Regions from separate parts of the Homo sapiens genome. Here region 1 is linked to region 2. Evidence: chromatin contacts called from ENCODE POLR2A ChIA-PET data. All regions are on one chromosome and are shown on one strand. The core of a region is the stretch at or near the end of the contact, and the rest is flanking DNA. Distances in the headings are between cores, read along the strand shown. Region 1 holds the start of TRMT61A (tRNA methyltransferase 61A). Region 2 has its middle 23 kb from the start of SNORA28.

The links. ChIA-PET counts read pairs that join two places held with the same protein, here RNA polymerase II (POLR2A).
Region 1: POLR2A ChIA-PET joins it to region 2 with 15 read pairs in activated T-cell. The contact joins the promoter of TRMT61A here to the enhancer-like site in region 2. POLR2A ChIA-PET finds 5 or more read pairs at or near these places in 5 of 52 experiments (A549, AG04449, H1 and 2 more).

What each region holds. Positions count from the first base shown.
Region 1 is chr14:103,525,193-103,530,894 of GRCh38, reverse strand. TRMT61A (tRNA methyltransferase 61A) reads right to left here and starts at 1,699. Exons shown (of 4, transcript NM_152307.3): 1 at 1,634-1,699; 2 at 586-945. The coding sequence starts at 916. RefSeq lists silencers at 1,543-1,712, 1,723-1,772.
Region 2 is chr14:103,358,269-103,363,671 of GRCh38, reverse strand. No RefSeq gene overlaps it. Among named protein-coding and RNA genes, the nearest start is that of SNORA28, 23 kb to the right of the region's middle. RefSeq lists an enhancer at 1,168-2,367. Within about 2 kb of position 1,716, at least 6 of the 41 ENCODE cell types and tissues checked have a DNase peak (open chromatin) inside an H3K27ac peak, as active enhancers do.

The DNA.
Region 1 (5,702 bases), core at 450-2,949, 170 kb before region 2:
ACAACCTAGATGCATCAGCGCCTGGGGCCAATCTTGGCTTCAATCGCCACACTGGGCGGCCCCAGCACCTGTATATGTGCAGGGGTTCCCACAGCCCAGGCCCTGGACTCAACAATGGTGCTCACATTCATTGGTAGCAGGTGAGGATCTGATCATGGATGAGGATGGGGAAGGCTCCCCACCTACAGTGAGCTCCTCGGGGTAGCCCTGGCCTCTTTCCAGAAGGGGCAACTCTCTCTGCTTCACCATCAGCACGGAGGACTAGAGGTTGACGGTCAGTACCTAGGACAGCGCCAAGCATCAAGCTGGCCACGCCCCACCAAGGCAAGCAGGACCCTCACTAGAGCACCAGTCCTCCCCAGCTCCTCCTGGTCCATTTCCCACCACCTCTCACTCCAGTTACAGCACCAGCCTCCTAACGGGCTTCTCTGCCTCCACCTTCACTCCCTGCTGTCAGCATCCCGGAAAGATGTGAAAATAGAAACTGAGGAGCCACATGTGTCTGTAGGAAGGGCAGGCTGGAGGCTCTGACCTCCACCTTTGTGTCAATTTCTGCGTTAAACTGAGGCAGCCTGAGGAACTCACCAGACTCACAGACCACAGAGCCGGGCCGAAGCTCCAACATCATGGTGATGAGGGCGATGTCTGTGGAGTAGAGGATCTGCGTGCGGTGCGGCAGGTTCAGCGTCCAGAGCTCGGGCGTGGGGTGCAGCACATACACCCAGCCACCTCGGCCGCACGTCACCTTGGAGCCGAAGGGGCGGCCGATAAGGTCAACTGAGTGCCGCAGGACACCATGCCGGGTCTGGGTCTGTGCCCCACGCTGCACACGCACCGCCACCATTGCACCATGGCCCAGTGACAGGATGGCCGTGTCACCCTCCTTGATCAGCTCCTCGTATGCCACGAAGCTCATGGTGCTAATGTCTGGCAAGGGCCAAGGACCTGGGGAGGGGTGTGTGTAGGCATGAGCAAGTCAGGAGGCAGGATGAGGGCCTAGGGTCTAGGTAGAAGGCTTCGAGGCCTACATCCCAGCAGTGGGCATGGGCGGGGTGTGGCTAGCTCAGCCTCAGTCTCTGCCACTGCCTGACAGGGAGCCCAATAGCGCTGCACTCTGGCCTGGCCTCTGAAGCCTTTCTTGGTCTAGGACAAGAGACAGGGACTATGAGCCTAAATCAGAGATGAAAAGACTGAGGCTTGGCAATGGCGGAGTTCGGTCCCAAGGATTCCCGGAGTGAGGACCCGACCCTCCCATCACCCTTCTCCAGGAGCTTGACTCCCATTCCCAAGATGTGAGATGAGGAAGCGCCTTTGCGAGGTGTCCACCGGCGGGGGAGAGGCAAATGGTCAATGAGGTCACCTCCAAGCCAGGCTTGATTCCTCACCCCAGTCTCCCCCACGGGGGCTAGGTGGCAGGGTATGACAGAGGATTCAGGGCTCCCCAGTAAGGGGCTGGGGACGCGGAGCTGGCCGTCCACGCAAACACCGCCCAGCCGATGCAGAGGCAACAAGGGGCCAGGCCGGGCCGGCGGGGGCCGCCCATGCGAGGCTGGAGGGACAGGCCCTGCGCGCCGTGCCCGGCCCGGGTCACCCTCACCCGCGCCCTGCCACCCTGTACCCCGCGGAGTCTCACCTGCGACGCTCCTGCTGCCGGGGCTCCACACGTGCCTCCGCGACGCGCGGCGGCGGCGGCCACAACACTTCCGGCTCCGCGCCCGCTGATGACGTCGCGCCCCGCCTCCGCCTCCCCCTCCCCCCCTCCGCGCACGGGATCCTGGGAGCGCCAGGCTGCCCTTCCCGCCCCTCCCAGAGGACGTTTCCTGGGCGACTTCTTCCCTCATGTGAGCTGCTCTGTTTACATTTGCTGGTCGCTGGAAGATCGAAAGACTGGACAAAATCCATATGGCGGCCGGCCGGCGCGGTGGCTCTCGCCTGTGATCCCGCGCTTTGGGAGGCCGAGGCGGGAGGTTCTTCTGAGCTGAAGAGTTCGAGACCAGCCCGGGAAACGTAGTGAGACCCCCACCATCTCTACAAATAATAACAAACAAACAAAAGGTCCCCCCGCCCCGCCGGCCGCGGGTTGCCGTCGCACCCAGGCACATTTGAAGGGCGGCAGGAGCCAAGGCCTGGCTGTCACTGCTGTCCCGGACCCCTTTGACGGCCCCTGGGGGTTCACCAGAGGGCTGGCCCGTGGCTCACTGCCCAGTCCTCTATGAGGACACTTCGCCATAGACATTTTGTTATTGCAGACTGCTCTGGGAACACCCCTGACTGGGCCCTAAAATGAATTCCAGAAAAGGAATCGCAGGTCAAGGGGCGGTTCTAAAAGGCTTGGGCTAGGGTCAGCCAGAGCTCTGTGCAGCAGATGGGGGCCTGGAAAAGTCTGCAGAAGTGGCCTTCCGCCCAGGCCCTGCCTCCCCCGACGGGGGCACGTTGTCCTGAGTGCAGAGCTGCTTCTAGGAGGGAGTAGGGGTCCTGTGTCCCCTCCTGCGAACCAAGGCATAATGAGAACTGGATGACTTGGGCCCACTTTTGGGTCTGGTGAGCAGCCTGGGCAGGAGACTGGAGGAGGTGCTGCTGGAGGATGGGCAGAACAGGGAAGCGGGAGTGGCGTTCTGTCTCAGCAACACCATTCCCAGCTGGCTCCTCTGTGGAGTGTGTGTGCAGGGGAGCGGGGGCAGGGGACACGGATTTTCTTCCTCCAGCTCTTAGCTCTCAGGACCAGAGCTTGGAGAGGAACAGAGACCCCCCTACCCAGCCTAGGGTTTAGCCTGCGCCCGAACCCAAGCCAGTTAGCAATGACCCTAGGGCACCCTCCCCAGTCACTCAGCCACTCCAGCCTGGTAAGATGAGGTGGCCAGGCTCCTGCAGAGCGAGCTCCCCTCTGGAGCCCTGGCAGCCTGTAGAGCACTCTCAACTCTCTCGCCTCTGGGGCAGGCCAGGCCAGGCTGTTTGTGGCCCTTGCATTGGCTTCTCAGGGTCCATCATGGAAACCTAGGGGTCCAACCTCAGCCCCTCTGTGTCCCTGCCCTAGCTGCGGCTGAGAGCCCCCAGGAGTAAGCTGGTGAGAGGCCTTCCATGGCCTCCCACTCTCTGTGGGCTCCTGTCCCTGTGGGGCCACCACGCTGGCCACCAGCTGCCTCTACTTCTGCCTTACAGCCTCCCTGCCTTCTGCTCTCAACGTTGAAACAGCCCCCTCCACAGCTCCCGAACCTGTGTTCCAGCGGATGCTTCTCTCCCTTGATGATGCACCCGCCTGAGTCACCCCCTAATTTCTCCCCTGGGGGATTCTGACTTTCCACTTCTCTTGGGTTTCTCTTCCCCAGCCTCTCAGCTGTGGTTGGTGTGGAGTCAGGGCCGGGTGCCTATAAGGGCCTAAGGTAGGACTTGGTGACTCGGCGGTGGTTTCCCTTGGTTCCGACTTCCCTCTTGCCTCTCTGTCTATTACTGGCTGGTCAACTCCTCCAGTGCCCCTTCCTCCAGGCAGCCTCCTCAGCCCTGCCCACCTGCTCCATCTGAGCCTGCCCCAGTCCCCAGCCTGAGTCCTCAAGCAGAACCAATCCCCCCTACCTCAGCTGATGATTCCCTGTGCAGAGTTTGTATTGGGGCTCCCCTAACAAGAGCTGATGCTGTATATGCCCAGCTGTGCCATCTCATTGACTTCTCCCCAGGATCCTAGGAGGGAGGGAACACTTTACAGATGGGGAAACTGAAACTCAGAGATGTTAAATAACTTGCCTGAAGTCACAGCCAGTGAGGTCAAAGTGGGATTAGGATTTAAAGCCAATAAACCCCCAAAGCTCAGCACTGAGGAGGCTGAAGAGGGAGGACTGCTTGAGGCCAGGAGTTGGAGTTCTGCCTGGACAACATAGCAAGACCCTATCTCTTAATTAAGAATTAAAGCCAGTAAACCGGCTTCAGAGAACCAATGGCTGATTTGAAGAAAGGTGGGAACAGGCAGGAAGGATGCCCACTGGGGAGGCTGCTGTGCCCAAATCCCTGGCAGGGACCACGTGACTGCAGTCCCTCCCCTCTAAGCAGCACAGCCTCCTACCCCACTGTGCTCTGTGATCCCCAGTCAGCCCCTGTCCCTCTCCTGACCTCAGCCCGCTTCCTCTTCGGGCTCTGCAGAACTCAGGGGCAGGGCACTGGGAGGAAGCAATGCTGCCTCTGGCTGCACTCTGCAGAGGAGCAGACTACAAGGATAGAGTCCAGTGCCCTGCCTGGAGTCTGCCCTGTGCCTGACCTGCTGAGCCGGGTCATGTTCTGTGGATAAAAGACCTGGGCCTCCTTTGAAGCCCCCTCCAGGCCCAGTGGTTCACGTGTAACCAGGTGTGATTTCTGAGGAACCTGGACCAAACACTGGCCTGGTAACGTCATGCAGCCTCCTGCCTGGATGCTGCCAAAGCAGCCCCTGTGGGCCCCAGGGAGAGCAGGGGCTGTGGACAGGGGAGGTCAGCTGGAGGGGAGGCTGGCACCTTCCAAGCCCCTCTCCTTGTGCACCTGCTCTGGGGGACACTAAGGCTCCCAATCAGCCCCTGCCTGGGGGGTCTCACCCTGACATTTAGGTCTGAAGGCCTTGAGGGCCACCTCCCCACTGTTATCTGCTGCTGCTGTCCCCGTCACAGCTGCCTGGCCCCCGTACACTGTCATTTTGCCCCAGGCAGGCTCGCACAGGGCCGGCGCTCTGGGAGGGTGGAAGGATTGCTGGGCCCATGACTGGACACCTCTGTCACCCAACTTCTGATCTATCTGCACGTTGAGACCAGCCTGGCCAACACAGCAAGATCCCTGTCTCAACAGAATAAAAACAAAAATAAAATGATCTTCTGTCTGCACACTGGGGACAAAAACACCCACCTCAGAAAGCTGAGGGTTACCAGCGGCGCCAGGCCGGAGCCGCCCCAGTGCCAGGCTCACTGCTTGCCATAGGCAGCCCTGCCCTCTGGATCTCATATCTGCAGTTCTGACCTTGCCTGTGGAGGGAAAGTGTAGGGGAAAGAAAGAGATCAGACTGCTACTGTGTCTATGTAGAAAGAAGTGGACATAAGAAACTCCATTTTGTTCTGTACTAAGAAAAATTCTTCTGCCTTGAGATGCTGTTAATCTGTAACCCTAGCCCCAACCCTGTGCTCGCAGAAACATGTGCTGTGTTGACTCAAGGTTTAATGGGTTTAGGGCTGTGCAGGACGTGCTGTGTTAAAATGTGTTTGCAGGCAGTGTGCTTGGTGAAAGCCATCGCCATTCTCCAGTCTTGAGTACCCAGGGACACGATGCACTGCGGAAGGCCGCAGGGACCTCTGCCCAAGAAAGCCTGGGTGTTGTCCAAGGTTTCCCCCGACTGAGACAGCCTGAGATATGGCCTCGTGACAAGGGAAAAACCTGACCATCCCCCAGCCCAACACCCGTAAAGGGTCTGTGCTGAGGAGGATTAGTGAAAGAGGAAGGCCTCTTTGCAGTTGAGATAGGAGGAAAGCATCTATCTCCTGCTCCTCCCTGGGAATGGAATGTCTCGGTGTAAAACCCGATTGTACATTCTATTTACTGAGATACGAGAAAACTGCCTTATGGCTGGAGGTGAGACATGCTGGCGGCAATACCGCTCTTTACTGCACTGAGATGTTTGTGTAAAGTCAGACATAAATCTGGCCTACGTGCACATCCAGGCACAGCACCTTTCCTTAAACTTATTTATGACACAG
Region 2 (5,403 bases), core at 467-2,966:
AGGCTGAGGCAGGAGAATCACTTGAACCCAGGAGGCAGAGATTGCAGTGAGCTGAGATTGTGCCACTGTACTCCAGCCTGGGCAACAGAGCAAGACTCCATCTCAAAAGAAAAAAGAAAATGAGATTATTATTGTTTTTAATCGATAAATAATAAGAGATTATTTGAAGAAATAATGGCTGAAAACATCTCAAATTTGGTGAAATACATGAATCTAAACATCCAAGAAGCTCAGTGAACTCCAAGTAGGATGAATTTAAAGAGGCCCTCACAGAGACACACTGTAATCAAACTGCCCAAACCACAGATAACAGAGAGAATCTTTAATTTTTAAGTAATTAATTAATTAACTAATTAATCTTATAGATTAACTAACTAATCTTATAGATTAACTAACTAATTAATCTTATAGATTAATTAACTAACTAATTAATCTTATAGAGATAGGATCTTGTTATGTTGCCCAGGCTGGTCCCAAACTCCTGGACTCAAGCAATCCTCCTGCCTTGGCCTCCCAAAGTATGGGGATTGCAGGTGTGAGCCACTGCACCCAGCCACAGGTGTGAGCCAAGAGAGAATCTTGAAAGCAGGGAGAGAGAAACAAATTGTTACATATAAGGGATCTCCAGTAAGATTAACAGCAGATTTCTCAGCAGAAACGTTGGCAGCAAGAAGGCAATGTGTTGGTACATTTGAAGAGATAAAAGAAAAAACTGTCAATCAAGAATCCTGCTGGACAAGTTAGCTCCTTCCTGTAATTCTAGCTACTTAGGAGGCTTGAGGTGGGAGAATCACTTGAGGTCAGGAGTTCAAGACCAGCCTGGGCAACATAACAAGACCTCATCCCCCCCCAAAATTTTTTTTTAATTAGCCAGGCATGTTGGTGCACAACTGTAGTTGCAGCTTCTTAGGAGGCTGAGGCAGGGATGATCACTTGAGCTAAGGAGTTTGAGGATGCAGTGAGCTATGGTCACACCACTACACTCCATCCTGGCTGACAGAGTGAGACTCTGTCTCTTAAAAAAGAAGACAAAACAAAACAAAAGTAATCCTATACCTGGCAAAACTGCCCTCAGAAAAGAAGAAATGAAGGTATTCCCAGATAAACAAAAGCAGAAAGAGTTTATTACCACTAGATCTGTCTTACAGAAAATGCTAAAGGGACTTCTGCAGATTGAAATTAAAGGATATTTGCCATTATATAGGCAGAAGGAAGAAAGCAAAAATTAAAAAAAAATAAACTAAAGAACACTAGACAATAACTCAAAGTCCTATGAAGAAATAAAGATCTTCTATAAAGGTAAATACATGGACAATTACAAAAGCTAGTATTATTGTCATTTTGGGTTGTAACACCACTTTTCCTTTTATACATGATTTAAAAGACTAATAGTAAAAAGCCAGTAATAAGTCTATGTTTTTTGGCACCCAATGTATAAAGGTATAACTTCTGACATCATTAGCTGAGAGGGTGGTGGCAGAGCCGTATAGGGGCAGAGTATGATACGGCAGCCCCTCCTTACCCAAGGCTTTATTTTCTGTGGTTGCAGTTACTCATGGTCAACTGTGGCCCAAAAATATGAAATGGAAAATTCCAGAAGTAAACAATTCATAAGTTTTAAACTGTGCACCATTCTGAGGAGCATGATGCAATCTCTTGCTAGCTTGCTCCATCCTGCTTAGGATGTGAATCATCCCTTTGTCCAGCGTATCCACATTTTCTATGCTACCTGCCCCATTAGTCACTCAGCAGCCATCTCTGATCGGCTCTCACGGTGTCACAGTGCTTGTGTTCAAGTACTCCTGTTTTCATTGATAATGGCCCCAAAGGGCACGAGTAGTGATGCTGGCATTTTATCATCTCACATGATCATACGAAGGGTGAATAAAGTATAATAAGATATTTTGAGAGAGAGATAGACCACATTCACTTAACTTTTATTACAGTAGGTTATTATAATTGTTCTATTTCATTGTTAGTTATTGTTGTTAATCTCTTACTGTGCCTAATTTATAAATTAAACTTTATCATGGGTATGTAGGTATACAAAAAAATACTATATACATAGTAATCAAGTCTTTTTTTCTTTTTTTCCTGACCTCAGGTGATCTGCCTGCCTCAGCCTCCCAAAGTGCTGGGATTACAGGCATGAGCCACCTTGCCCAGCCCGACTGTATATATTCTTTAACATACATAAAACAGTACTTTGAGAAAGAAAGCAAAGAAAAATGTAAAAAGCAGGACAATTCTAAAAGCTCTCAGAGAGAGAGAAATTAACCTACTAAGGAATGAAAATCCAATCACATCAAATTTATCAGCCTCATTGGATGCTTGAGGACCCTGGAGCAATGCCTTCAATGTTCTCAATAAAAATAATCTGAAACTTGAAATTCTATACCTAGCTAATTTACCAACAAAATGTTAGGGCAGAATAAAAACTTGTTTTTTTTTTTGAGATGGAGTCTCGCTCTGTTGCCCAGGCTGGCGTGCAATGGTGTGATCTCAGCTCACTGCAACCTCTGCCTCCTGGGTTCAAGTGATTCTCCTGCCTCAGCCTCCCGAGTAGCTGGGATTACAGGTGCCTGCCACCATGCCCGGCTAATTTTTGTATTTTTAGTAGAGACGGGGTTTCACCATGTTGGCCAGGCTGGTCTTGAACTCTTGACCTCAGATGATCTGCCCACCTCGGCCTCCCAGAGTGCTGGGATTACAGGTGTGAGCCACCGTGCCAGGCCTAGAATAAAGACATTTTTAGAACTACATGCTGTGGAAGATTCTATTATTACCTAGCAAATATTCACTCCTTTCCCCTGAGCTCTGTGGGAGGTGCCGACTTCCTTGCTCCGTTGCTGTTGGACTGAGCCGTGTGACTTGCTTTGGCTAATCAGATGGAAGCAGATGTGTGTGACCCAGCAGAAACTTGAAATATGCTTGCCATGGGCCTGGGCTTGTGTCTTTCACCAAGAGAGATATCAGTCTGGTAGCTGCTGGTTCACGTGGGACAAAAGATGGTTGGAGCAGACTGGGAGCTGATCCGCAGTCCAGAGTCAAGCCCAGCCAGGCCTGGCCTGGACCCGCTGAACCACAGTTGAGCTGCAGATATGTAAGGAAGAAATAAATGGTTGTTTCGCCACTGTGCTTTGTGGTAGTTTGTTATACAGCAAAACCTAAGACACATGGACTCAGAATAATTTCTCTCCCACATACCCTTTCTGGAGAGGTTCCTTGGTGATTTGCGATGGCAGAGAGGGGAACACATGGGATCCAGGAAACAGAAGATTCAACTCAGACAGCAATGAAGGAAGACCTGGGAGACAGTGGGTGCAGGCTCGGACTGGAGCAGGGCACGACAGCAGCGGGAGAGAGGCGTCCTGAAAACAAGGTGATTCCACAGATGCCAGAGCACCCTTGAGATTCTGGAAGAGGCTTGAGATGCAGTAAAGGAAGACAACGCAACACAGAAAGAAAAGCAACTTGCCATCGGGCTTGGTGGCTCACGCCTGTAATCTCTACACTTTGGGAAGCCAAGGCGGGCAGATCGCTCAAGGTCAGGAGTTCCAGACCAGCCTGGCCAACATGGTTAAACTCCATCTCTACTACAAATACAAAAAATTAGCAAGGCGTGGTGGCGAGTGCCTGTAATCCCAGCTACTCGGGAGGTTGAGGCAGGCAGGAGAATTGCTTGAGCCCAAAGGTGAAAGTTGCAGTGAGTAGAGATCGCGCCACTGCACTCCAGCCTGAGTGACAGAGCGAGACTCCGTCTCAAAACAAAACAAAACAAAACAAAAAAGGCAACTTCCAACTCTAGGGAAAAAAGCAAAAGTTGAATAAAGAAAAATGTGGCACTGCACAACTTGGTTCTACAGTGATGACATTTTGTATTATCTTATAAAGAAAAGTGTTGGCCGGGCGCGGTGGCTCACGCCCGTAATCCCAGCACTTTGGGAGGCCGAGGCAGGTGGATCACGAGGTCAGGAGATCGCCTGGCTAACACGGTGAAACCCCGTCTCTACTAAAAATACAAAAAATTAGCCAGGCGTGGTGGCGGGCGCCTGTAGTCCCAGCTACTCAGGAGGCTGAGGCAAGAGAATGGCGTGAACCTGGGAGGCGGAGCTTGCAGTGAGCTGAGATCGTGCCACCTGCACTCCAGCCTGGGCGACAGAGCGAGACTCCATCTTAAAAAAAAAAAAAAAAAGAAAAAAGAAAAGTGTTGCCCCAATCTTCGCCTTTAGAATCGACCTATAAGTAAAGGACAGAAAGCTTTATTCTGGGCCAGGTGCAGTGGCTCACGCCTGTAATCCCAACTCTTTAGGAGACTGAGGCAGGGGGATTGCTTGAGTTGAGGAGTTCAAGACCAGCCTGGGCAACATAGTGAGATCCAATCTCTACAAAAAAATTAAAAAATTAGCCAGGTGTGGTGGCATTGACCTGTGGTCCCAGCCACTTGGGAGGCTGAGGTGGGAGGATCCCTTGAGCCCAGGAGGTCGAGGCTGCAGTGGGCTGTGATGGCACCACTGCACTCCAGCCTGGGTGACAGAGTGAGACCCTGTCTCAAGAAAAACCCAACAACAACAACAACAACAAAAAACCAGTTTATTTCTACTGCAAGCAGATTATAAATACTATCAATTCTGACAGTATAAAAGTAATAGTACAGACGACTTAAGTTGGGAGTTGGAAGGTGGAGGTTATAAAGCCAAGGTTAGAGAAACAAATATCTTCATCTTCCCTTGTTGGGAATCAAGAGAAGCCTCTATGGATAGAAGAACCAGTAATAAAATCGCAAATATTATGTTTAAGCTTATGGAAGGAACCAATAGAGGGATTGAAAATAATAATAATGGCCAGGCGTGGTGTGAGCCACACCTGAAATCCCAACACATTGGGAGGCTAAGGTAGGCGGATCACTTGAGGTCAGGAGTTGGAGACTAGCCTGGCCAACATGGTGAAACCCCATCTCTACTAAAAATACAACAACAACAACGAAAATTAGCTGGGAGCGGTTGTACATGCCTGTAATTCCAGCTACTAGGGAGGCTGATGCAGGAGAATCGCTTGAACCTGGGAGGCGGAGGTTGCAGTGAGCTGGGATCACACCACTGCACTCCAGCCTAGGCAACAGAGTGAGACTCGGTTTAAAAAAAAATGAAAATAATAATAGAAAATAGTAATAACCACATTGAGAGGAAGATGTGGGGGGATGGGGTGGTGAGTCACCTCTACAGGTGTCACCTGAGACCCCAAGGGATAATGTCTCAAAGTGACAGCAACTTATAGCTATGTACCCGTGTTATATAGTAGTTAGAGGTTAATCACCAGAAAAACCTCAAACAGAAAGTTCAGTTACTACAGGCCAATTCCAAAGCTTGTATTTTTTTTTTTTTTTTTTTTTTTTGGAGACAG